Linked DNA regions of Homo sapiens: region 2 is linked to region 1. A link is an interaction called in ENCODE POLR2A ChIA-PET data of the cell type or tissue named here. Cell type or tissue: Panc1. All regions are shown on one strand. Links, peaks and the distances in the headings refer to the core of each region. The heading gives the core; the rest is flanking DNA. Region 1 overlaps HEY2 (hes related family bHLH transcription factor with YRPW motif 2). Region 2 holds the start of NCOA7-AS1 (NCOA7 antisense RNA 1).

Evidence for each region. ChIA-PET counts read pairs that join two places held together with the same protein. Peaks named below come from ENCODE experiments on the same cell type or tissue, not always from the same donor. Only the 100,000 strongest peaks of a DNase experiment are listed, where the experiment ranks them.
Region 2: POLR2A ChIA-PET joins it to region 1 with 12 read pairs; 5 of 35 experiments call an interaction of 5 or more read pairs at or near these places.

The regions. Positions count from the first base shown.
Region 1 is chr6:125,755,156-125,767,658 of GRCh38, forward strand. It overlaps HEY2 (hes related family bHLH transcription factor with YRPW motif 2), which reads left to right. Exons shown (of 5, transcript NM_012259.3): 5 at 3,962-6,114. The coding sequence ends at 4,647. Among named protein-coding and RNA genes, the nearest start is that of HEY2, 12 kb to the left of the region's middle. In Panc1, for the core only: CTCF peaks have their summits at 4,126 and 4,325; no DNase peak of the experiment used is centred there; H3K27me3 peaks cover 1,464 bases.
Region 2 is chr6:125,811,209-125,823,711 of GRCh38, forward strand. NCOA7 (nuclear receptor coactivator 7) reads left to right here. Exons shown (of 16, transcript NM_181782.5): 2 at 4,083-4,196. The coding sequence starts at 4,147. It overlaps NCOA7-AS1 (NCOA7 antisense RNA 1), which reads right to left and starts at 7,650. Exons shown (of 3, transcript NR_126386.1): 1 at 7,602-7,650. RefSeq lists an enhancer at 6,875-7,376 and a silencer at 10,675-10,969. In Panc1, for the core only: no CTCF peak of the experiment used is centred there; no DNase peak of the experiment used is centred there; H3K27ac peaks cover 1,538 bases.

The sequences.
Region 1 (12,503 bases), core at 3,896-8,895:
GAAAGCAAACAGGAGCAGGCACTCCAGGTCCAGGGCCCTAGAGAGGTGTCCTCTGTACTGGATAGTGACTTAGGGAGTAATTGTCGAGGTGGTGAGAGAGGATCTCATCTCATGCTAAAAACAGCCTTGAGATCCTAGTTCACTCAGATTTCATTATCCCACTTACACATCACAACTCAGACTTGATTTTGTTCCTCTGAATCTTTTTCATCCTTCAAAGAATCCTTTGATATTCACCTTAGCCAAGGGTGTTATTCAGTATATTTAACAACTGAATAAGGAGAAGGTATCAGAAGGATTTAAGGGCTCCAACTAAATCCTGAAGGCCTCCCGGTGCTCAGCATTAACCTTTTACTACACTGTATACGGGTCCTAGATCAGGGCAGAGGCAGGACATTGGAGGGAAGCAACTGTTACCAATATTTAACTCCTGTATGGCCATACCATTGAGGATCTCTAGAACATCAGCCCTGATCTTAACCATCTTTTTCCTGCGTCTAGTAGGGAGGGAGGGTAACCATTGTACAGAGAAGCCCCAATGGGTTGACTTTTCCCAGATTGTACCTTCTCAAGGAACCATCCTGAATGATGGCATGAAATGCAAACATTCTTACATAATAGAAAAGATAACTGGATTAAATCACAGAAGCCAATGATCCAGCCTAGCTTGACCACTGCTGTGCCTCTGACCTAAGAAAAAAGTCTGGGCTGCACTTTGAGGGCTACACTAGCAGCATGAGCGCCAAGGGCCCCTGCAGCTCCATGATTCTGTCTCTACAACTGCTACCTCAGGATGTTAGGATACTGATTGAATTAGTCATGCTACAAGAAAATTTGTTTGATTGCTTTACTTCCCTTAGCATTGTTAGCCACAAGGCTAAGTTTTCTCATTAGGGTTTCAAATATTTGGCATGAGCTGTACTTCTAAAGAGTAATATTGTTCTTAGGCTTTATTATAAAAACTAAGTTCCATCTTGGTTGCTATTCTTGGCCACCTAGACAGTCCTAAAATTTGTCCCAGAATAGTTTGTGAACAGATATTTCCAAGTAGGCTCCATACACGTCACCTGACTGTCAGGCCATTGAAGAGGTCATTGCACTGGAGAATGGCCTTCAAGAAGGGAGCTGGCGGCTGGGTGTGGTGGCTCATGCCTGTAATCCCAGCACTTTGGGAGGCCGAGGTGGGCGGATCACCTGAGGTCCAGAGTTTCAGACCAGCCTGACCAACATGGAGAAATCCCGTTTCTACTAAAAATACAAAATTAGCTGGGCATGGTGGTGCATGCCTGTAATCCCAGCTACTCAGGAGGCTGAGGCAGGAGAATTGCTTGAACCCGGGAGGCAGAGGTTGTGGTGAGCCGAGATCGCGCCATTGCACTCCAGCCTGGGCAATAAGAGTGAAACTCCATCTCAAAAAAAATAGAAAAAATAAAAAGAAGGGAGCTGGCTGTTTGGGTTAACATTGTAAAAGAATACCAACTGCCTCATAGTGCAGTGGTGAAGGGCATCGTATCTGTAGCTGGATTGCCTGATTTCAAATCCTGGTTCTGCCACTGATTAGCTCTGTGACTTTGGGCAAATTACCCCCTGCGAGCTGGTCCAGTTTTATCATCTGTAAAAAGAGGACAGTTGTAGTGTCCATACTATATAACTCATAAGGCTGTTACAAGTTAATTCACTTAAGGCCGATAGAATAGTGCTGGTGTAGAGGGAGTGGTATGGACATGTATGTTACTGTTGGCCCAAGATCCATTCACAAAAGGGAGCTACTTATCATCATTTCCCTCTGAAGTCCACAATAGGATAGGAATTGCATAATTTATATTCCTTTAAGATATAACAGAGAGCTCAGCCATATATGACAACATAGCAGGCAAACCACAAATTTCAATTACTTCATGACCAGTAATGAAAATTCTTAGAAGCTCTTGGGGCTCCAATTCTGTTAGTTCATTCTTTATAGTCTGTCTTGGTATGACAATAGTATCTAGAGAGGATTTAGTAGAATAACCTAAGTTTCGAAATCCCTCTGGATTTCTGGACTCTGTCTATTCTATTCATTACCCCCGTCTTTCTCTCATGGGAGTCAGAAGTCTGCAAAGCCCTACAGAACCCTGAGGACCAAAATGTGAAATCTTTCCATGAATACCTCTTCTTCAGGAATAGCTTTTCATCCTAATCCAAGAGGCTCTGTTTGTTAACTATGTCAGAGTCCTGGGATGATAACTGTTTTTGCTGCTGATCTTCCGTATTTCATGATATTCTCTTGGTATCAGCTTTGTACTGCTGTTGTTTCTGTTTTAGTAGTGTATATATTTGCCACAAATATCTTTTGGGAACTTCCAAATCGTTGGAATTTTAGCTTTAGGACTCTTAATATATGTGACTACTATCTCCAAAGTTCTTTGATTACAGATTAAGATAGCCAAATTTTTAATAGGTGATGAATAAACAGGTAATGCTTTGATCAGCAAAAACATAGATAATGTAAATGTTTTAGATAAAAATAACTGCTGGGTGTGGTGGCTCACGCCTGTAATCCCAGCACTTTGGGAAGCCGAGGCAGGAGAATGGCTTGAGTTCAGGAGGTCTAGACCAGTCTGAGCAACATAGCGAGATCTTGTCTGTACTAAAAATCACACAGATTAGCCAAGTGTGGTGGCACATGCCTATAGTCCCAGCTACTCAGGAGGCTGAGGCAGGAAGATCACTTAACCCCAGGAGATGGAGCCTGCAGTGAGCTGTGATTGGGCCACTGCACTCCAGCCTGGGTGACAGAGTGAAATCCTGTCTCAAAGATAAATAAATTAATAAATAACCTTATTTGAATGTGATATTTCTTATTCATGTATATACACATCCCCAAAATGAATAGACCAAACTTTTGATTTGGAAATTACTTTTTAAAAAGTTGTAAATGAAAAATAATCTGTTTTTATATACCAGACGTCACTCATTCAAAGTGGGCAACATTTCTCCATATGTCTGATTATTATTGTGCCCTACATGCCCTACATGGGCACTCCAATAATTAGACATTATTATTTTCTATTCTAATGTATTATCTTCAGACAGAGACTCAGATAAATGTGACCAAGCTCTAGCCATTTTTATGGTAGTAACCATAGGTATAGGAGTGCATGCATATACACTGACAAAATTAATATACATTTTTTTTCTTGGGTGTATGCTAGAAAAATGTAAGGACATATATTTGAACTTCAGATAAACTAGGCGTTGACATATAGTATTTTCATATCAGGAACTTAGCCTTATATTACTGACAGAAATATAAGATCTTCAAGTAAGAAACCAAATTTTTTTTAAAAACTCATTTTGTTTTCATTAAATTTTTTATACAAAGTTATGACAAGATGGTTTCACTTTGTTGATAAAAAACATTGTTAGTCAAGAAGCAGTTATGAATTTATTGCGATTCTAGCACATTTCTAAAGTCCTCAAGCTGCTAAGATGCACTTGGCATCTCTGTTAAAATGCCAAGAGAGTAAAGATGTTTCAGATAAGCCCTTTAATCTCCAACTCATGTGACAGAGACAGAGAGACTGGAACTCTGTATTTCCATGAAAAAGTTTCCTGGAGAATTTCACTATCCCACAATACAAAGGGAGAGACCCCATTTCTTTCTCTGGAAGTGTTTGAAACGCGGATGTTCTTAATTTTTTTCCCCACTGTGATATTTAGCTGCAAGAACAACTGTAGCATATTGCATTGCCAGAGTTGTCACACATGTGAGTGGCAAAGTATACTTTCTTAACTTCTGCAAAAAATTAAAACCATAAATAGCTGGCAATATTTCCAGAAAGGATTATCGTTCCACTTCAGTCTTCTGAAGGACAGAGTGGAACATCAGTGGGTGGTTATTGTTGACTATACCATTTTCTCACCCCTACCTCCCGCCCATCTCTCTCCTGTTCCCTACTTTGCTCAAACCCACTTTTAGGCTACTTTGACGCACACGCTCTTGCCATGGACTTCATGAGCATAGGATTCCGAGAGTGCCTAACAGAAGTTGCGCGGTACCTGAGCTCCGTGGAAGGCCTGGACTCCTCGGATCCGCTGCGGGTGCGGCTTGTGTCTCATCTCAGCACTTGCGCCACCCAGCGGGAGGCGGCGGCCATGACATCCTCCATGGCCCACCACCATCATCCGCTCCACCCGCATCACTGGGCCGCCGCCTTCCACCACCTGCCCGCAGCCCTGCTCCAGCCCAACGGCCTCCATGCCTCAGAGTCAACCCCTTGTCGCCTCTCCACAACTTCAGAAGTGCCTCCTGCCCACGGCTCTGCTCTCCTCACGGCCACGTTTGCCCATGCGGATTCAGCCCTCCGAATGCCATCCACGGGCAGCGTCGCCCCCTGCGTGCCACCTCTCTCCACCTCTCTCTTGTCCCTCTCTGCCACCGTCCACGCCGCAGCCGCAGCAGCCACCGCGGCTGCACACAGCTTCCCTCTGTCCTTCGCGGGGGCATTCCCCATGCTTCCCCCAAACGCAGCAGCAGCAGTGGCCGCGGCCACAGCCATCAGCCCGCCCTTGTCAGTATCAGCCACGTCCAGTCCTCAGCAGACCAGCAGTGGAACAAACAATAAACCTTACCGACCCTGGGGGACAGAAGTTGGAGCTTTTTAAATTTTTCTTGAACTTCTTGCAATAGTAACTGAATGTCCTCCATTTCAGAGTCAGCTTAAAACCTCTGCACCCTGAAGGTAGCCATACAGATGCCGACAGATCCACAAAGGAACAATAAAGCTATTTGAGACACAAACCTCACGAGTGGAAATGTGGTATTCTCTTTTTTTTCTCTCCCTTTTTTGTTTGGTTCAAGGCAGCTCGGTAACTGACATCAGCAACTTTTGAAAACTTCACACTTGTTACCATTTAGAAGTTTCCTGGAAAATATATGGACCGTACCATCCAGCAGTGCATCAGTATGTCTGAATTGGGGAAGTAAAATGCCCTGACTGAATTCTCTTGAGACTAGATGGGACATACATATATAGAGAGAGAGTGAGAGAGTCGTGTTTCGTAAGTGCCTGAGCTTAGGAAGTTTTCTTCTGGATATATAACATTGCACAAGGGAAGACGAGTGTGGAGGATAGGTTAAGAAAGGAAAGGGACAGAAGTCTTGCAATAGGCTGCAGACATTTTAATACCATGCCAGAGAAGAGTATTCTGCTGAAACCAACAGGTTTTACTGGTCAAAATGACTGCTGAAAATAATTTTCAAGTTGAAAGATCTAGTTTTATCTTAGTTTGCCTTCTTTGTACAGACATGCCAAGAGGTGACATTTAGCAGTGCATTGGTATAAGCAATTATTTCATCAGTTCTCAGATTAACAAGCATTTCTGCTCTGCCTGCAGGCCCCCAGGCACTTTTTTTTTTGGATGGCTCAAAATATGGTGCTGCTTTATATAAACCTTACATTTATATAGTGCACCTATGAGCAGTTGCCTACCATGTGTCCACCAGAGGCTATTTAATTCATGCCAACTTGAAAACTCTCCAGTTTGTAGGAGTTTGGTTTAATTTATTCAGTTTCATTAGGACTATTTTTATATATTTATCCTCTTCATTTTCTCCTAATGATGCAACATCTATTCTTGTCACCCTTTGGGAGAAGTTACATTTCTGGAGGTGATGAAGCAAGGAGGGAGCACTAGGAAGAGAAAAGCTACAATTTTTAAAGCTCTTTGTCAAGTTAGTGATTGCATTTGATCCCAAAACAAGATGAATGTATGCAATGGGATGTACATAAGTTATTTTTGCCCATGCCTAAACTAGTGCTATGTAATGGGGTTGTGGTTTTGTTTTTTTCGATTTCGTTTAATGACAAAATAATCTCTTAATATGCTGAAATCAAGCACGTGAGAGTTTTTGTTTAAAAGATAAGAGACACAGCATGTATTATGCACTTCATTTCTCTACTGTGTGGAGAAAGCAATAAACATTATGAGAATGTTAAACGTTATGCAAAATTATACTTTTAAATATTTGTTTTGAAATTACTGTACCTAGTCTTTTTTGCATTACTTTGTAACCTTTTTCTATGCAAGAGTCTTTACATACCACTAATTAAATGAAGTCCTTTTTGACTATTTTTTATGTGGATGAGTTGCTTTGCAGAAAAGTTTCCTTCCACTTTCTATGTGGAAAGTCAACATGAATTTCAAGAGGTCTTTATTTACTAACGATCCAAGCTATGGCTTTTCTTTATGTCTTTCAAAATCATTTGATATAATTCACAGCTTGCCTGAAAATAACATTTATCTGAGCTTGTAAACTAAGCATAGGCAGTAAGATACTTGGAGGCAAGAAATAATCAGTTTCCTCTGCCTTTTATTCTTAACTACAGTTCTTGGCAAAGTGCAAATTCAAGACTTCCAAATGGTATACCAAATATAGGATAATAAGCTAGAACATGTCATACATGTTGTAATTCAAAAACATTTGTAGAGTGTTTTAAAAACATCACATACATACATGATAGGCGTGTACATACGTCCTAATGATAAATCCCTTGTGCTTCAATGACAATTTCTTTTGTTGCTGTGGAGATTGTATGGGTATTGCCTCTGCTTCAGTGAGGCCTAAATAAACCATCATAGAGCTCCTGAAGCTATTGGGCCAAACAACATAAAAAGAATGAAAGTGATTTTTATTATGCTTATCAATTTGTTCAAAGGAAAAAGGAGGGCTTTTATATTCTGGTTTTGAAAAATCCAGCAAGTAGTTTAATTTCTGTCTGTAAGTGGGTAATGAAAAGGTCGAGGGGAGGCAAAAGCAAATCACCTTGTTTCTTGTGTCTATAAGCCTTGTGGTTCTTATATTTTCCAGCTGGCTCTAATAGAATGAGGTAGCAAATAAGAAAATTGATTTCGTTGTCTTAGGTGTTTGCTTTATAATCATGATTTGTGGACAACAGCCATATAATTTTTACTTTAAGATCTAAAACCTGAATGTATTCCTATTGTAATGTCAGCATTCAGAGAACTTCTTTTCCTTTTTTGAAATGTAAACTTTTAGAGATCAGGAATTTAAAATTTATTTGAATTAAATATTTTAAGATAAATTCCTTTCCTTCCTCCTTCCCTCCCTTTCTTTTACTTTTTGTTTTTTCTTACATTTTTTATTGCAGGTTATATATGTATTATTATTTTTCTTTTTTCTTTTTTTTTTTTCTTTTTCAAGACAGGGTCTCACTCTGCTCACTCTGTCACCCAGGCTGAAATGCAGTGGTGTGATCATGGCTCACTGCAGCCTTGACCTCCGAGGTGCAGGTGATCCTCCAACCTCAGCCTCACGAGTAGCTGGGACCACAGGCATGCACCAGCACACTCGGCTAATTTTTGTATTTTTTGTAGAGACAGGGCCCTAGTATATTGCCCAGGCTGCTCTTGACCTCCTGCGCTCAATTCATCCATCTGCTTCAGCCTCCCAAAGTGCTGGGATTATAGGCATGAGCCTTCATGCCCAGCCAGATTATTATTTTTCAATTCCACTGACTAAAATATTTGCAAATGAACTTGCAACATAGTTAATAAGAAAGTGTTCCTAAAGATAATCGTTGTCAGTAATTCAATCATTTCAAGTTAATTATGATCAATGTTTCATATGATCAACTTGTAGCATCACATCTCACTGTTTATATTAACCTGACCACCGGAGGTTGCCATCTCCCATCCAAGTGTTCTGTGAAGGTGGTATTCCACCATCAGATGTGGTAATTCTCATGTTTGCTACCAAAATAGAAAAAGAGTTATACCCTTTAAAGTTATTTTAGGGAAAAAGAATTTTCAGGGTTTGATTTATTGATGGTTGCTTTTATTTGTGTAAAAGTCCCAAAATTAACTCAAAGGATTTTTAGTAAGATAAAAGGAAAAAGGTAACACTTTTAGAAATTTGTGTTTTTCCAACTGTTTAAAGCTATGTGCATGACTAATTAGAAATTTTGTTTAAAGTTCACGTCAGTGAGCCAGAAGGTATTTTTTTAAAATAACTGTTATGTGGCCCAGCATTGCACTGTATATGTTGAGTTTTGCATGGTGTATAGTAGCACATCAAAGTACAATCCTATAGACTGATAGTGATAGGTATGGCTGCCACCCTAGCTATTCACAGGGGTTCTCAAAAGAAGGAGGTGCACTAAAAGTGACAAAAGGAGATTCTGGGAGCTAGGGGGAGGAGGCTTTTTGCTCTTCTTTGGATATTTTACTATCACAAATATGATACTGCATTTTTGAAGAAATATGAGAGACCTTTAAAGTGATGTTGAAACATTAAAAAGTCAAAATATATATATTTTTTGAGACAGGGGCTCCCTCTGTCACCCAGGCTGCAGTACAGTGGTGTGATCATGGCTCACTGCAGCCTCAACCTCCTGGGCTCAGGTGATCCTCCCACCTCAGCCTCCCAAGCAGCTAGGGAAAAGTTCAAATATTAACCAGAGAGATGGCTCTCCTATGCACCTGTGCATAGGTATTATCAAACATAATGAAGCCTTTTGGATTATCTTTCTTATATATTCAAATTGTTCTTTTTGCCAATCATTAAGTTACCACAAAGTCAGACTAATCACCTTAGGTAACATCATGAGAAAGCAATATGATTTTAGAATTCTATATTTCCGTGAGTCTAAGACTCCATTAGTTACAAGATACACTATTGGTTGAAGATCAGTTTTTAAAGAAAAAGAACCACTACAACATAAATTTACACATTGACCATAAAACTTCCTAATTGCTAGAATGTAAAAAAAAAAATTTCAATGGCATCTCGGATTTTAGGCAATACAATAACACAGTATTGTACTCCAATGCAATTTTAGAAATTCATGGCTAGAGTTGTACATAGATTAAAATGTGGCTGTTCTAGCTTACTTTTAAAATGTCTCAATAAGATAGAGTCCTACCTAGTAAAATCAAAGAATCTAGATTGACTTTGTAAGCCTAATGGTCTAAAGATAGATGCATTTTTTAAACTTTTTATTGCCCAATGGGACTGCTTCTAGTTGTTCTGCTGCATTTTACTGAAGAATGGAGTTTGACTTCCCCTTATAATTCTTTTAAGATCTAAGCACTGACTGAGGCTGTGAATATTTCAGCAACTACAACAAAGCATTGCAGCAAACATGACATCATAAACTGTGACTATAGCTCATATTATTTGGAAGGCTAAATCTTTGAACTTGGTTGGGAGATCTTAAGAAGAAGAAAAGCCCCTGAGCTTACATAGACAGTCTTGCGTGAGGGGCCAGAGGCAGACGGGAAATGGTTCTCTAGGCATGAGGTGGTGCTTTTTCCCATGGCTCCCTTACTTCTAACTTCAAAGGAAAGGAAAGGAAGTGGTCAGGGAATCTGCTCTGACTGTGGGAACCAGTACCCACTGTAAGGTGCAGGTCTGAAAAAGAAAATCAATTATGATACTAACTGCTAATACTGGTCAGTTGTTCTCTATACTAAGCCCCATGCTAAGTGCTTGAAATCTGTTTCTTCATTTAAGCCTCATAACTGTCCTGTAGAGTAGATAATAGTTTACTTACTTACATATTAGGAATTGGAGAATAAAGCTTAATTGTCCAAGGCCATTCCTAGCAGGTTGAGCTTTGAGTTAAACTATCTGAAAACTATCTGATACTTAAATTCATACTTTTGACCTCTAGGCTGTGGCTTTTGACACTGCTTTTTTGGTCTCAGAGTTATCCAGACTCCCCCAGGATTTCAGCCTGCCTAGGATCAGTTTGGACTAAAGATGACAGTAAATCCAGCTACAGTATTATCGTAAAACCACTTCCATCTCACTCTTTTAATATATGAAAGGATGAAAAAAGGAATAACTCCACTTTATAATGCAACATAAAAGGGAAATTATTTTTGGCAGTTCTCTAGTTTTAACTCAACTTTCAATCAAGTCACACGTATCTTTTCTTCATCTATGAGCTTAATCTTTAAAGGCTACCAAAGAAAATTCTATCATCTCACTCAAAGTGGTTGACAAAGGTGTGGCAAAATGGTGAAGTATTAAGGTACTAAGCAAATTGAGTTTGAAAAAAAAAATCATTTCCAATCTTCCATATCTAAAAGATAAGAAATTGTTGTTGTTGTTGTTTAGGGAGAATGCTGGATTATTCTGAATGTTTATACACCATAGGTCCATATGCCATAAAACAAAATTCTTCATTTGACCTATGAAGACCTGTCCAGTAACCCATTCACTTTAATAATTCTTGTTATCAGAAAGGGCCTTTTAACTGACCTAACTCTTCAGCCTAGAGTTAAAGAATGTTTTTGATAGCAGTTAACAGTTAATACGTGTATAATTTTTCAAAAATCTTATGCCCAGAGACGTTTTTAGATGCCTCTAAGTTCTTAGCCTTCTATAAATATCTGGTTTTCTTGACCTTTGTTGTCATTCTGTTAGTGTGTGGAAATGAAGAGATTCATGCATATGAAGTGTGACATGGATGTAACAGAATGTATTATAAGTTTTTTTAAGGGGTAGAAAGAGGTTGAATAACCTTGGCACTTAACTCTAAAGTTTCTTGTATCAAGTTTGCATTGTAAGTCTTGTGTTTTCATTACAATGAAAACAAAGTCACATTTTCTCATGCAGAAGAAAAAGTATTTTGCAAAGAATGGCTATTATTCGTAATGTTTTACTTGTATAAGTGTAGTAATAAATTATGACTCTGAACACAAATGAATATCTTAGTTGCATTAACCCCTCCTTTCCTGATTATAAGCTATCAAGATGAACAGGATTTACCTTCCTAGGTCTTTCAGCACTTCTTTTTTAACCTTTTTCCTTAATTGCAGAGAACCTAAAGACTTTTTTTTTTCTTTTTCCACCAAAACAATGTGCCTGGAGCTTTGCATAGCTCTGTTTGGGTAGACTTTCCCTTATGCCAGCAATGACTGGCTTCTTTCCCTGTCCTAACCAGTCTGTCCCAGCACAGCTGCATCAAATTGGCTTGTCTGGGATCTGGCAAGATGATGGAGACGTGTTTGCAGTCATGAGGGCAAAACACAGAGGCACATAGACCATGACTCTCATGATAACACATTTCTGTCCCAGGCACAAGCCACTCTTAAATGAGAACTAAGCCAGTCACATTTTGATCTTACAAGCAGCCACTGTTAGATTTATTTTATTGTTTTGACATCTTTCTGACAATGAAAACATAAGCATAAAATAGTACAAATGGTTGGGTGTGGTAACTCATGAAAACTCACGTGCAAGCCGAGCACACATGTGCCTGTAGTTCCAAGTACATGGGAGGCTGAGGCAGGAGGATCATTTGAGTCAGGTGTTCAAGGCTGCAATGAGCTATGATTATGCCACTGTGCTCCAGCCTGGGTGACAGAGGGAGGTCCCATCTCAAAAACAAAAACCAAAAAGACCTGTGCAAGCTGGTGACCATCAGATAAGCGAGATGAGGGTATGGCCAAGCTCAGGGGAAAAACCTTGCCTGTGGTAACACGTCTTTTACTGATACTTGGAAGGAAGCTTGAGAGGCTGTTGGGCCCATCTGAAATATATTCATGAGTCCATCACTGCTAAATCATTAAACAGATTTAAGGCATATGTGTTGCATCAAGAGAATAGGCTTAAAACACCAAGTGCCTCCTGACCAAGATGATCATGGGAAACGAGTCTCAGTGCTCAACCCATGAATTATCTGGCCACACTGACCATTTCTCATACCAGAGATACTTTTTTGATGCGATCCTCAAACCCCAAGGATTCCCAAGAGTGGGAGCCACAGACAAAACAACACAGGAACAATAATTCGATATAAATGCATTTAGCCACTTCTCCAAACACCAAGATGCAGCAGACAAGACAATCCCTTTGCTCTGGATATCAGGAGCTTGGACAAAAGAAGAAACAAAGTTCACAAATTGTTTGTCTTTAGGATATGACACAGTGAGAGAAGTGGTGAAAGTTATTTGTTTGTTATGCTTAAATGTATAGTTTAAGAGTTAAAATTCCGGCCTGGCGCAGTGGCTCATGCCTGTAATCCCAGCACTTAGGGAGGCCGAGGTGGACGGATCACAAGGTCAGGAGTTTGAGACCATCCTGGCTCACACAATGAAACCCCATCTCTACTAAAAGTACAAAAATTAGCCAGGCGTGGTGGCAGGCACCTGTAGTCCCAGCTACTTGGGAGGTTGAGGCAGGAGAATCACTTGAACCCAGGAGGTGGAGGATGCAGTGAGTCGAGATCACGCCACTGCACTCCAGCCTGGGCAACAAAGCGAGACTCCATCTCAAAAAAAAAAAAAAAATTGTGTAAGTGTATATTTTCTACTGATACAGTAAAGACATTAACAAGGAAGTTGTTTGCTTAATAATACAGCAACTTCACAGCCATATCTAGGAAAATGCATGTTTAATGACTTAAATCAAGTTTATTAAGCAATTTTGTTTAAGATGTGGGAGCTTCTTAAAATTCTTGGTGCTTATTCATCAGACCACTTATAAACAA
Region 2 (12,503 bases), core at 4,890-9,889, 57 kb after region 1:
GTAATTCTTAATTTGGGAGGAATTTTTGGATTTGTATTGGTCTGCCATATAATTGACGTTATCCCCAGTCCTGGATTAATTTACCTCCTTGCTTAGCTTTTATATGGATTTTCTGCCTACTTATGTGCCAGTTATTTAGGGAAGTATAGTAAAAGTGAAACTTGGTGTTATTTGACTTGAAGGAATTTATGGTTGGGGCGAGGAGACTAATTGAAATGCTGTTGTCACACAGTATATGATTAAGTGCCTTGCAGTAAGTTATAGGTGATATATGAAATAAGCTCTTTAGGGGAGAGGAGCGCACACAAGTGGTCAGGGAAGGCTTTGAAGTAGAATTGGGCCTTGTCAGAAGGAGGAGCCTAGCAAGGTTGCCTCGTGCCTGAGGAAAGAGTGAGGATAAAGGTGCAGAGTTGGGGAGACGCCCAGGGGGTTCAAACCACAGTGTGAAACTGAGCTCATGAGAGTTAGACACTCAGCCGCCATCTTTCCTTTTTCTTCTTTCTCCTTGCACTCGAATTCTTGAATGAGTACTAACTACCCCAACTCATGGTAGCATGGCTTCCACTCCCAATACGTCACTAATGCAGTCCCGTTGGAGGTCCTCAATGACCTCCCTGTCCCAGTGGCTAGGTACATGTGCCTTAACTTGCGAATTCTGTGCTGCAGCATTGGATGTTGTTGACTCCGGACTACTTTTTCTAGCTCATCTCCAAATGCTTTCTGGCTCCAAAGGTTATTGAAAGACACTGGAGTGTATACCAGACTGGATTTAAATTGCTGCCGCACCACAGCTAGTGCTGTTGAATTAAGGAAATTAATTAGTACCTCTCAGCATCAGTTTAATGGAAATAAGGACATCTAAATCATAGTGTGGTTGAAAGATAAAAAGATAACATAGGGATAATATGTTGAAGTAAATGGCTGTTGGTAGGCAGGCATCAAGATTAGTTCCCTTTCCGTACCTGGTAGCCATGCTTTCCTTGCCTGAGTGTGCCTAGCCCCTTTCACTTCTATCCCTTTGCTCTGGCATTCCTACTTTCTGGAATTGAAATCCTAACCACTTTACCCATTGAAATCCTAACCACTCTGAAAGGTTTATCACCTCAAGCAGAATTGAACTTCACATCTTTTGGATTCTTACTTAGTATTATTCATTGGACAGCCCCAAGTTACTACCCTACAGTTTAGTTATCTGCACAGTCATATTTTCCTGACTGGATGGAAAACTCTTTGAGGGTGAAGCCCAAGTCAGGGATGTGAAGATAAACTAGTAAGAGCTGAGACTGTGTACTCCCATGTTTCTGTACAGGGCTGAATGAATAGTTGTCAGGCTTCCAAGGTGATCTCATCATCATATTGTTTTTTCTCCTTTTCTTCCTAACCACAAGCATATGCTGATAATTTCTAATTCCTTTCCTCTAGCCTTCACTGCCCTTCTGTGCTTTCAGTGTAATCAAACGTCTGGTGAATGTCTCCAACTCCACTATCCCATAGCCGTCTCAAAGGCACAATGTCCACAACCGATTTCTTACCTCCTTCTGCTCCCCTGTCCTACATGCAGCCTGCCCTTTTCATGTATATTGTACTAGATCTTCGGTGCCGTAACCCACGCAGTTCCTGAAGCAGAAACTTGGAGGACATCCTTCATTCCTTACTTTCCTTGTTATCTACACTGCATGACTCATCAAATGTCAACTCATCAGTCTCCTAAGTATTTCTTGAGTCCATCCCTCCTCTTTCTATGTCAACTACTGCTGCCTAGTTTTGGGTGCTCCTCCCTCAATTAGTTTGACTGTAATTTCTTTTTAATGAATCTACTTCACCCTGTCCTTAAATCCTCTCACGTCAATCCTCTACCTCTGCCGTCTGATTATGCTACACTCCCTCATGGAGAACCCTCTGGTGGCGCCCTTCCATGTACCTTGGGGATGAGAAAATTAGTTTTATCTCATGGACCAGCTCTGATGGATTTGGTAATGGCTCTGCAAATGCTGCCGCTGGGTTCAGCATGAGCAATTGATGGCCTCTGACAAGGTGCAGTGAAGGGGGTGGGCTGCACATAGCCAGCTAGGATTAAGTCCAAGCTCCTTAGAGCAGCATACAAGGCTTTCCGTGACCCAGATCCTGCCCATGTCTTCATCCTCAGCTCACTTTACCCTGGAACAGAAGGGAACAATTTTGTCTTCTTGCTTTTGTTCAATTGAAACCTGCTTGCTCGTACCCTTTACCTGGGAAATGCAATTTTTTTTTTTTTTTTTTTTAGACGGAGTTTTGCTCTTGTTGCCCAGGCTGGAGTGCAATGGAGTGGTCTCGGCTCACTGCAACCTCCGCCTCCCAGGTTCAAATGATTCTCCTGCCTCAGCCTCCCAAGTGCTGGGATTACAGGCACCTGCCACCACGCCCGGCTAATTTTTGTATTTTTAGAGAGATGGGGTTTCACTATGTTGGCCAGGCTGGTCCCGAACTCCTGACCTCAGGTGATCCACCCACCTCGGCCTCCCAAAGTGCTGGGATTACAGGTGTGAGCCCCTGCGCCTGGCCGGAAATCCATTCTTAACCTACAACCTTAGTGTGTGCTCAGGATACCTGGGGTGGGCCTTGCATAGTGTTAAGTGTTATTTGTTTTTAATTGGCAAATAGAAATTATATATATGTTTTTTTAATGATATTTTGAAAATATACATTAGAAAATGGCTAAATTTAGCTAATTAAGTATTCCTGAGGTCTATTTTTCAGCAGTACATATCACATTGTCTTGAAATCCTAAGTGTCTCTCCTGAAAGACAATATATACTGTTAGAGCAAATATCATGTCTTTATCTTTGACCTCTGGGACTTATCACACTCCCTTTCATGTAGTATGTATTGTGGATTAATTTGTTTATTGAATTGAAATGAATTAGTAAATAATTTTGATTGTGAATACACTTTGCTTTATTTATTTATATTTACTAATTTTTTTTTGAGACAGAGTCTCCCTTTGTTACCCAGGCTGGAGTGCGGTGGTGCCATCTTGGCTCACTGCAACCTCTGCCTCCTGAGTTCAAGCGATTCTCGCGCCTCAACCTCCGGAGTAGCTGGGACTGCAGGCGTGCACCACCATGCCTGTCTAATTTTTGGTATTTTTGGTAGAGATGTGGTTTCACCCTGTTGGCCAGGCCGGTCTCAAACTACCAATCTCAAGTGTTCTGCCTGCCTCGGCCTCCCAAAGTGCTGGGATTACAGGTGTGAGCCACCGCACAGCCTGCTTTTTTTGATTTAAATTTGATAGGTGAACAAACTATTGCTTCAGGGTGAAAGGACAAATTTTAGGAATGTTAGTGCTCTGCAGAAATTTAGACTGGTGAATCACTGAATAAGTAGACAATTGGAAATTTTTGAGCAGGGGAGTGGCATGATAAAAGTGGTATTTGAGGAAGCTTGATCTGGAGACAACCTTTTTTTATATTATAGGCTTAAGCCACTGCTGGCAAGCGTGGGTGAGGGTCGCAGGGGTGGAGAAGAGGGAGACGCAAGGGTTTAAAGCCATGCTGAGGAACAGCTTCCTGTGTCTTTGTACTTTCATTTCCACATTTGCTCAAGTGGGATGTACTTGCTGGCATGTTTCCGAAAATAAAATAGAGTGCTGAAGTTATTTTTATTTTTTTAAAAAAACATTCTTGTAAAACACCTAAGTGAGCCATTTTACATAATTATCTGAGACATATGCCTTATTAATTGCTTGGGAAGAGTGATTATGAGTTCAATTTTTTTTTAAATAATTAGCATCTACATAGTTAGGCTACAATCTTCCAAAGTCAGTGAAGGTTTTTATTTTGGCATGTTTTAAAATAGTTGTTAGTTGTGAGGAAAATACTGCAGTTTGGTTTTCCATCAGGTTTTGCTTTATAGTTTAACATCTCCATTCTGATTGTAGTTTCTCCCATGGACATTTGCATTTCATATTTGACTCATGTGACTGTTTCCTGGTTAAAGTTTATTTTTCATTTGTTTTAGTCCATGTAGTTCTACTCCATTTTATTTTTCACATTGGCCAGTGTAAACTTTTAAGTTTACAGTTGCTTTGTTATCTTTTCTTACAGGGTTACGACTCACTGATTAAAAAGAGGGACTTTTTCAAATACTTTGCACTTTTGATTGTGTATTATGGATACCAAGGAAGAGAAGAAGGAACGGAAACAAAGTTATTTTGCTCGGTAAGCATTCATTTTACAAAATTGTTATCAGTACTTTAAAGAAATATTTGAGGGGACTTTGTCCTCAAGTATTACTTCGCATTTTGTGTTTTGTGCTTGTTCATAAATAGAGCAGGTAACCAGGAGAAGTAAACTATACTTTGCTTCATCCATTTTATTCATATTAGAGGAGTGTAACATTTGGTTCTTCTCTTTCTAGCTTTGACACTTCTCTCAGGCCAGTGTTGCTCAGCGAATCCAGCTGTCATGCTCTGACCTGCAAATTGCTCCAAATCCCATGTTTAGCAACCTACCTTGAATTTTAAATCCTAAGTGCTTTGTTCCTACTGTTCTGTAGCTTAATAGGTTGGACTATAACTGAAAATCTCTGACACATTTAAAGCTTATCACCTTGTGGGGAGTCTATTACTAAGAAATATTTTTGTAGGTAGGTGAAATGGGTGAAATTATATTTTTGAATCAGAGTCATTTTTAAGGCTGGAACTTGTCCAACATAAATAAATTTGTTGATATCTGAATAGAAGTAATGTAGTATATGATTGGTTACCATTTACAGATTTAAATGTCTATGTGGCACTCACTAAACATAATAAAATGAATTATATGCTAAACATTTGTAAAACATTTTGATAAGCCAGAATGTTTTCAGACTCAGAGAACATAGGCTTAAAAACATTATGTTTCTCCTAAATTGAAATACATGTTAAGAACTGAATTTAGCCTCATTCCATCCCCAGTCCCCAGGCTGTGCTCATTAGAGATGCATTTATTATTTTCTAAACATGAGCCTTGGAGCCAAAACCAAAGTTTGTTGTTGATGTTTTTATCTAGTAATTAAGCTAGATTTTAGGTTGATAATGGGAAAAGGACAGAAACAATTTAAGGACCTACTATGTACTGAGTGTTTTACTTATTATTTTAATTGCCTTCAAAATAAATCTATGACATCGGTTAATTTATCTCCATTTTACCAGTGATGCAACTAAGACTCAGAAAATATTTTGTCCATTTCATGCAGCATAAGAGTCAGTATTAAACATAAGGCCATCTCCAAAAGGCATGCTCCAGTTAGGAATAGTAAATCATGAATAAGGTTTTGGGGAAGCACAAGTTAAACTACCAATTGTAGTAAAATATTTTCTGCTATTATGACTACAGAGAGTAACCAGATTAGGGAAGGAAGACATCAGGCATCTAATGGATGAGGCACCAGAAAGATAGGATATTTAGAATAAATAAGATCTCCAAAGTTTTTATTTTGAGATAATTTTAGATTCACATGTAGTTAGTTGTAAGGAGTAATAGATACCCTGTATTCTTTATCCATAGTACAGTATCACAACTAGGAAATTCATATTGATACAATCCACCAGCCTTATTCAGAGCATTCATTGTATGTGTGTTTGTGTGTATTTAGTTCCATGCAGTTATATCACATGTAGATTTCTGTGGTCACCATCAGTCAAGATACAGAACAGTTGCATTAAAAGGATCCCACATGCTACCTTTTTGTATCCCTACTCACTCCTTCCATCTGCCTGCCTCCTCTGACAACCACTATAATTTGTCATTTCAAGAATACTAGGTGAATGGAATCATATAGTATGTAACCTTTGGCATTTAGCTTTTTCTTCCCTTCAGCATTACTCCCTTGACATCCCTCAAAGCTGTTGCATGTATCGATAGTTTGTTCCTTTTTATTGCACAGTAGCATTCCATAGTATGGATGAATCACAGCTTTTTAGTCATTTACCCATTGAAGGGCATTTAGGTTGTTTCCAGTTTGGGCTATTTATGAACAAAGATGCTAGATGCTACAATCATTTATGTACAAGTTTTTGTATGAGCATGAGTTTTCATTTCCCTGAGATAATTGTCTGAGAGTGCAATTGCTGGGTCAAAAGATAAGTGTATTTTTAGTTTTATAAAAAAGTGCAATACTCTTTTCTGGAATGGTTGTAACATTTGACATTCCCATCAGCAAAGTCTGAGTAATCCAGTTTGTCTGCATTGTCATTTGGTGGTGTCAATATTTTTTATTTTTATCTTAGCTATTCTGATAAGTATGTAGTGATATCTCATTATGGTTTTAATTTGTATTTCCTTAATGGTTAGTGAAGTTTAACATTTTCATGTGCTTATTATTAGCCATAGTGTATCTTCTTTAGTGGCATCTCCTTTCCTATCTTTTGCCCATTTTCTAATTGAATTGTTTAGGTTTTTACTGTTGAATTGTACACATTCTAGTCTTTTGTTGGATATGTGATTTGCAAATATTTTCTCCCGGACTGTAGTTTGTCTTTTCATCCAGTTAACAGAGTTGCAGAGCAAAAGGTTTTAATTTTGATGTGGTTCAATTTATCAGTTTCTCCTTTTATGAATTGTGCTTTTGGTCTGAATTCTAAGATCTCTTTGCCTAGCTGTATGTTCTGAAGATTCTCTCCTGTTTTTCTTTTCTGAAAATTTTATAGCATTATGTTTTATATTTAAGTCTGTGATCCATTTTGAATTTATTTGTGGATAAGATATGAGTTTAGGTCAAAATGGTGGTCATGCTTCTCCTCCCCTTCCTCCCCGTCTCCCTTCCTCACCTCCTCCCTTTCTTCCTGCTCCTCTTCCTGCTCCTCTTCCTCCTCTTCTTCCTCCTCCCCCTTCCCGCTTCTCCCCCTTCCTTCTTTCTCCCACCTCCTCCTTCCTCCTCCTCCTTACTTTCTTCTTCTTTCTTTTCTTTCTTCTTCACTTGCCCTACATAGTGATTTTAAGAGCTATAGTGCCTTCTCAGCCTGAATCCAAAGTGATTCCTGTAGTAAAGGTAACTGCCGGTTCATGAACAACCTGCTCAATGTTAACCTCTTCTTGTTCCTAAAATGTAGAGTCAGGGGAGCCCCTGAAACTGAGAATACAAACCAAAACTGTTCTGGAAGAGCAGCACAGTTTTTTCAACTCAGAAATGTAAAATTGTCTTGCTTATCATGACCTCTTCTGAAAAGTATTCTAAAAATGAAACAAAAAACGTATCCTAAAATGCTGAAATGTGATCTTGGGAGCATAGGGACAGTGGCACAAGGATGAAATCAGTGATGCTCTTAAGACAGTAAGACAACATGATTTGTAACTAGGAAATGAGAGAGATGGAGAGAGGAGAATGGAGAGAAGAGGGGGTAGGAGCAGGGAGAGAGAGAAAGAGACAGAGAGAGAAACACTGACTGACAAACCTGTAGTTTAGCTCTTACAATGCAGTGGAAGCCAGAAATGGTCAAGCTATTAAAAGCAAAAGGCAAACCAAAGAGAAAAGAACCCCCTTCAGCCTATAATCAGAAAAGAGCCATCCAAAGTTATACATCTTTTCAAATGCCTTCTGACTTAACTGTGGAATTACCATGTGGAACTAGCAACAGAACTTACTTGAAAGCTGGTTTCTGACAATGTAGAGCAGAGTTCTCTGGAGCAGCGTACTTAAGGGCAGTCCAAGCAAGATCTCTGGAGAGAAGGATAAAATGTCAGGCCAAGGGTGAGGCCAAACTGATGCAATCTCAGTTTTCTCTAAACTAAATTATACCACCTTACATAAATCTCAACTGGTGTTCTGAGGAAGTCAAAAGGAAGATTTACCCTGATGCTGTGCCTGCTGCCACAATTACATATCTGAAACCCTAAAAACTGCTTTTTAGCCTGCTTCCCCCTTCCACCTAGGAAAAACTAGGAACACCTAGTTTTTCCTCCTGAGTAGTTAAATAGCCAATGTTTTCTTTGTGTGCTATCTTATCATGTGGTTTCATAATCGTTGTGTGACTGTGTTTGATAAATAGTCCTTTGCCAAACCTGTTTTGTTGACGTTTCGCTCTTTAACATCAAAATAGAGTTTAAAATACCCTATTTTAATAATTTTGGATTGAAATTAGTGATTTGAGGGTCACCCAGTCTTTCCTTTCTTATAATTTATCTTGAAATATGCCTGTGTAACTCTAAATAGAGGGGTGGATTAATACTGCTACTAGATAGAGTAATTCTGGATAAGACCTGATGAATTTTTTGGATTTTCTGACCCTGGTCCAACTGGTTTTCAGGTGCTTCAGGATAGTTTTATAACAGTTGTTAAATCTAGATTGAATGATTTGTGAAACTTTTTCACAAATGGTTTTGCAAATAATTTATATATGCAAAATTAGTATATGTCTATATTAATTTCTTGATCCCTGACAGGTCTTGAAAACCAAATGAAAAACTGAATTACTAAAGCAAATTATACTTTCTGTACTATTTGTACTGTGTACAATTTATGCTATCCTCTGGGGTGACTATCATGTGTCATTTGTTACACCCCTGCTGACTCTTCCTTCCCCTTGTAGTTAGAATGCAAAATTTTCTTTAGTATTGCCATACAGGGCTGTCTTCTTACACACTTGCTTGACATTATTTGGCTTTTGTGATTTCCGAGTAGGTCCTTGTATGCCATTGGTTGAAGATTCTTTGAAAGCATTTTTTCAGGATCAAGCGTTGATTGAAGATATCCAAAATACATCTGTAGTTGAACCAAATGGTGTTTTGTGGGAGGTTTACTTTTCCCCTCTGATAAGGTGTGAGAGCCTGGGAGTAAACAGTGAGTAATATAGACGAAGACACAGACTGGGTGTTCATGTAGGTCCCTTGTTGGCTCCCACCTCCCCTATTCCCTGGTTGTCATGAAAAGCAGAACTGCTGCTCCCACCTCCGCTTTCCTCTTAACCCAGCCTTTCAGAGCAGCAGTAGGAGCCAGCACCACCTCTGTCATCATTCTCAGTGACAAAGGATGCAAAGTGTAGAACATTTCTTAGCTCCCATCTCCAGCCTCTGCCCTGGCAATTCTTCACCCTTGAACCTCTGACCCACAAGCAGAACACCTAGTGTTTGCAGTTCACTCCAGTGTATAACCTCTGGCAAGTCTTCTAAGCTTCCTTTACCTTACATTTCTTCAGTTGTTAAATGTTGCTAAAAATAACCAACTAACAAGATGCTTTTGAAGAAGGAGACATCCCAACCAGCCAGAACTGGAGAGAAGCTCAAATGGGACCCAGCAAGGAGGGCCAGAGCTGAACAGCTGGTCCCCTTATTCTCTTTTCCATGGCAGAGGAGATTTGAACCCACTGTATAGCTTTCTCTGTTGTGTGAATAGTACACTTTGTAGCTTTCGTGTTCAAGTAAAATGAAACCAAGATGGCTATGAAGATTGAGGGTAATATACGAACAGTACCTGATACAGTGAGTACTCACACATTCCTTTAATAACAAATCATTCCTGATCTTACTTCTGTGTCTACCTACATCTTCACCTAATTTTCATCTTGACCTCCCACTTTCAGCCCATGAGCTGCTCCTGTTGTTCAGATCAGGGAAGAAGGAACACTTAACGACAATCCAAATTGGAACCATATCATTTCCCAAAGATACTTTGCTATAAGCACAGTTAGTTAGGTTCTGGGATATAATGAAGTGGAGTTATATAGTCAAAGGGCCTTGAGAAACCTAACAGTCTTTTATTTAACAGTTGGACCCTAAGCCCATGAGGTGAAAGGGTCCATGATAGGCTGGCTCTATCCCAGGGTACTTTTAGATATATTAATTGGTAATCAGAGCCTCACCACTTGAGTGGCTTGATGAACCGTCATGTCAAGCGGCGTGCCAGTGATACTGGCCCCCTTGGTCCTCAGAGTGGCCAGGCAGGGATTGGGTTTGTCAGAGACCTGGGCTGGTCATCTTTAGCTATGATCAGCATCTTACCCCAGGGATGAGTAGAAGTATTATCATCTTTCTGCATGCCTTGATATGAAAAAGGCTTTTGTAAAAAGTGATCCAGATTATCTTCATACCAAACATCTGATTTAAAAAAAGTTCATCCCTAAATATAATTTGACTGCTATGATAATTTATACTCAAAGGGGTTGAATAACTTCACTGAGATAAGATAGGCGTGTCAGGATTTGAACTCAGGTCTTCCCTTCTCCATCCAGAGCTTATGCTCTGCAGTGCTGCCATGTGCCCCTTTAGTTGCAAAACGGGGCTTATAGAACACAGGTCACCTGACCTGCTGCTACTCACAGTGTGGGTTGCATAGATTTCTGTGGGCAGTCTTGACAGCTGAACATTAATTTACACCAGTGTAAATTAATTTGGAGAAATGCATCATAGGTTCTAAAGGTCTAACTTATAAGCGACCTTTTCAAAAATAATTTGTTTATAACTTGACAACATCCCATAATCCATGTCTTATCAACTTATTCATCTATAATATGGTTAATGTCAGAGTATTAACCTACCAAGACAATAGGAAGCAGGCAGTCTGTAATACTTCACCTGTGTAAGTCAGGGTGTTGCATTACAGTGATCCACTTTACTCCCTAAGGTTGCATGTTGTCTGAAAAGAGCAGTTGCCCATGATAGAAATGAATGCAGAAATAATTCTGTACAAAAAGCCTTCCTTTGTCCTCTTGGTCAAATACAGAGTCTGAGGTCCAGTGGAAGGCATCACGTGGATGGATCTGGGTGGTTGATCTGCAGCACTGGTGGAGCACAAAGTGTTATGCTCCTTGTCTCCAGCCCCACAGAGGCAACCTTTGAATCCTAGGAAGCAGCCATCTCTTTGTGGTGTGCCAGTGCCAAGAATGATTATACCACGTGGGTGGAGTGGTGTGATGTGAACTCTTGCCCTTTCTTTAATTAACTGTAGATTGTTTTTTCCTGCTGGCCAAGGGCTGTTAGAGATTTATCATCTTAAATCATCTTTAGTATGTCTGGCATTTGAGGAGAAATTTATTGCCCATTGTTGGATTCAGATACTCAGTCATAGCACAGTTTTAATTGTGTTGATACATAAAACGCAAATAGAACAGTTTTAAGTACTTGCTAAATGTTAGCTTTATACTTTTTTAATATTTGGTCATTTTATTTTATCAGTTTCACTATGCCTACTGATTCTAATACACGTTAATAATAATAGCAGTTGTTGGAACTTTATGAAGTAATTTCACAAGCATTCTGTTTATCCTTAAAATGATCCTACAAATAAATATAAATGCAGGTAATGAATCTGTTGTTCAGGAGGTGAAATAACTTACCCCAAATCACTTAGCCTTTAAATGGAGGGCCTGAGCCCCAAATCCCTGTCTGCTGTGTCTGTATCTCTGAGTGTTATTCTTCATGTTACCTCAGTTTACATTGCACTAAGTATTAGTGTCTACTTTGTCTGAAAGGGGGATTAGAACATGTTGTTAGGGCCAAGCATGGTGGCCCATGCCTGTAGTCCCAGCACTTTGGGAGGCTGAGGCAAGCAGATCACTTGAGGTCAGGAGTTTGAGACCAGCCTCACCAACATAGTGAAACCCCGTCTCTACTAAAAATACAAAAATTAGCTGGGCATGGTGGCACAGACCTGTAATCCCAGCTACATGGGAGACTGAAGCAAGAGAATCACTTGAACCCAGGAGGCAGAGGTTGCAGTGACCCGAGATTGCTCTACTGCCCTCCAGCCTGGGCGACAGAGTGAGACTCCATCTCCAAAAAAAAAAAAAAACAACAAAAAAAAACATGCTGTTAGCATCATAATGTGATAAATAGAAAAAAAAAATTATATATGGGCATGGAAGGAGAATGTTACAGTTGACTTTACCAGAAACATTGGATTTCAATTTCAAAGCGCCATCCACCTGAGATGAAGCGATCCACAGCACTGCTCAAGGACACTCTCTTGCATGATTTCCATAGCTCTTATTTGTTTATTGGTTTTACAGTCAATCCCCCCGCAAATGGACATCTGGAAGGTGGAGACTCTCCAATCGTTCATTATTCTTTCAAGGGGCCTATTCAATAGTGGTTGGCATACAGCAAGTGTTAAATACTTGTTGATCAACTGACACAATATTCAAAACAGTTTCTTTAATGTAGGATATAAATGGTTTGTGAATTTTAATTTTTATCACTACAAATTTTTCAGTATTCAGCAATTTTATTAATCTTAAAAATATTGAGAATATTTCAAAACCATTTTCTATGAAAAAGCTGCTAGTACCTTATTTGACAGTATTACAAATTACTAACTAAACTGTTGTATGAGCCGTGATGTTAAGGCTTATATTTTGTATTTTCTCATTTGAGTTCAGACCAGGCAACTCTTAAGTGAGTATTTACAAATTGCTTGACATTCATTACTGGGAAAAATATCCATGGTCAAGTTTTATCTGCTAATGTTTTCAGGAAATCATTAACTTTTTCCTAAAGATTAAAAAAAGGCTTATAAACATTTAGCCATTAATAGTTAGACTCATGCTTTTTGCT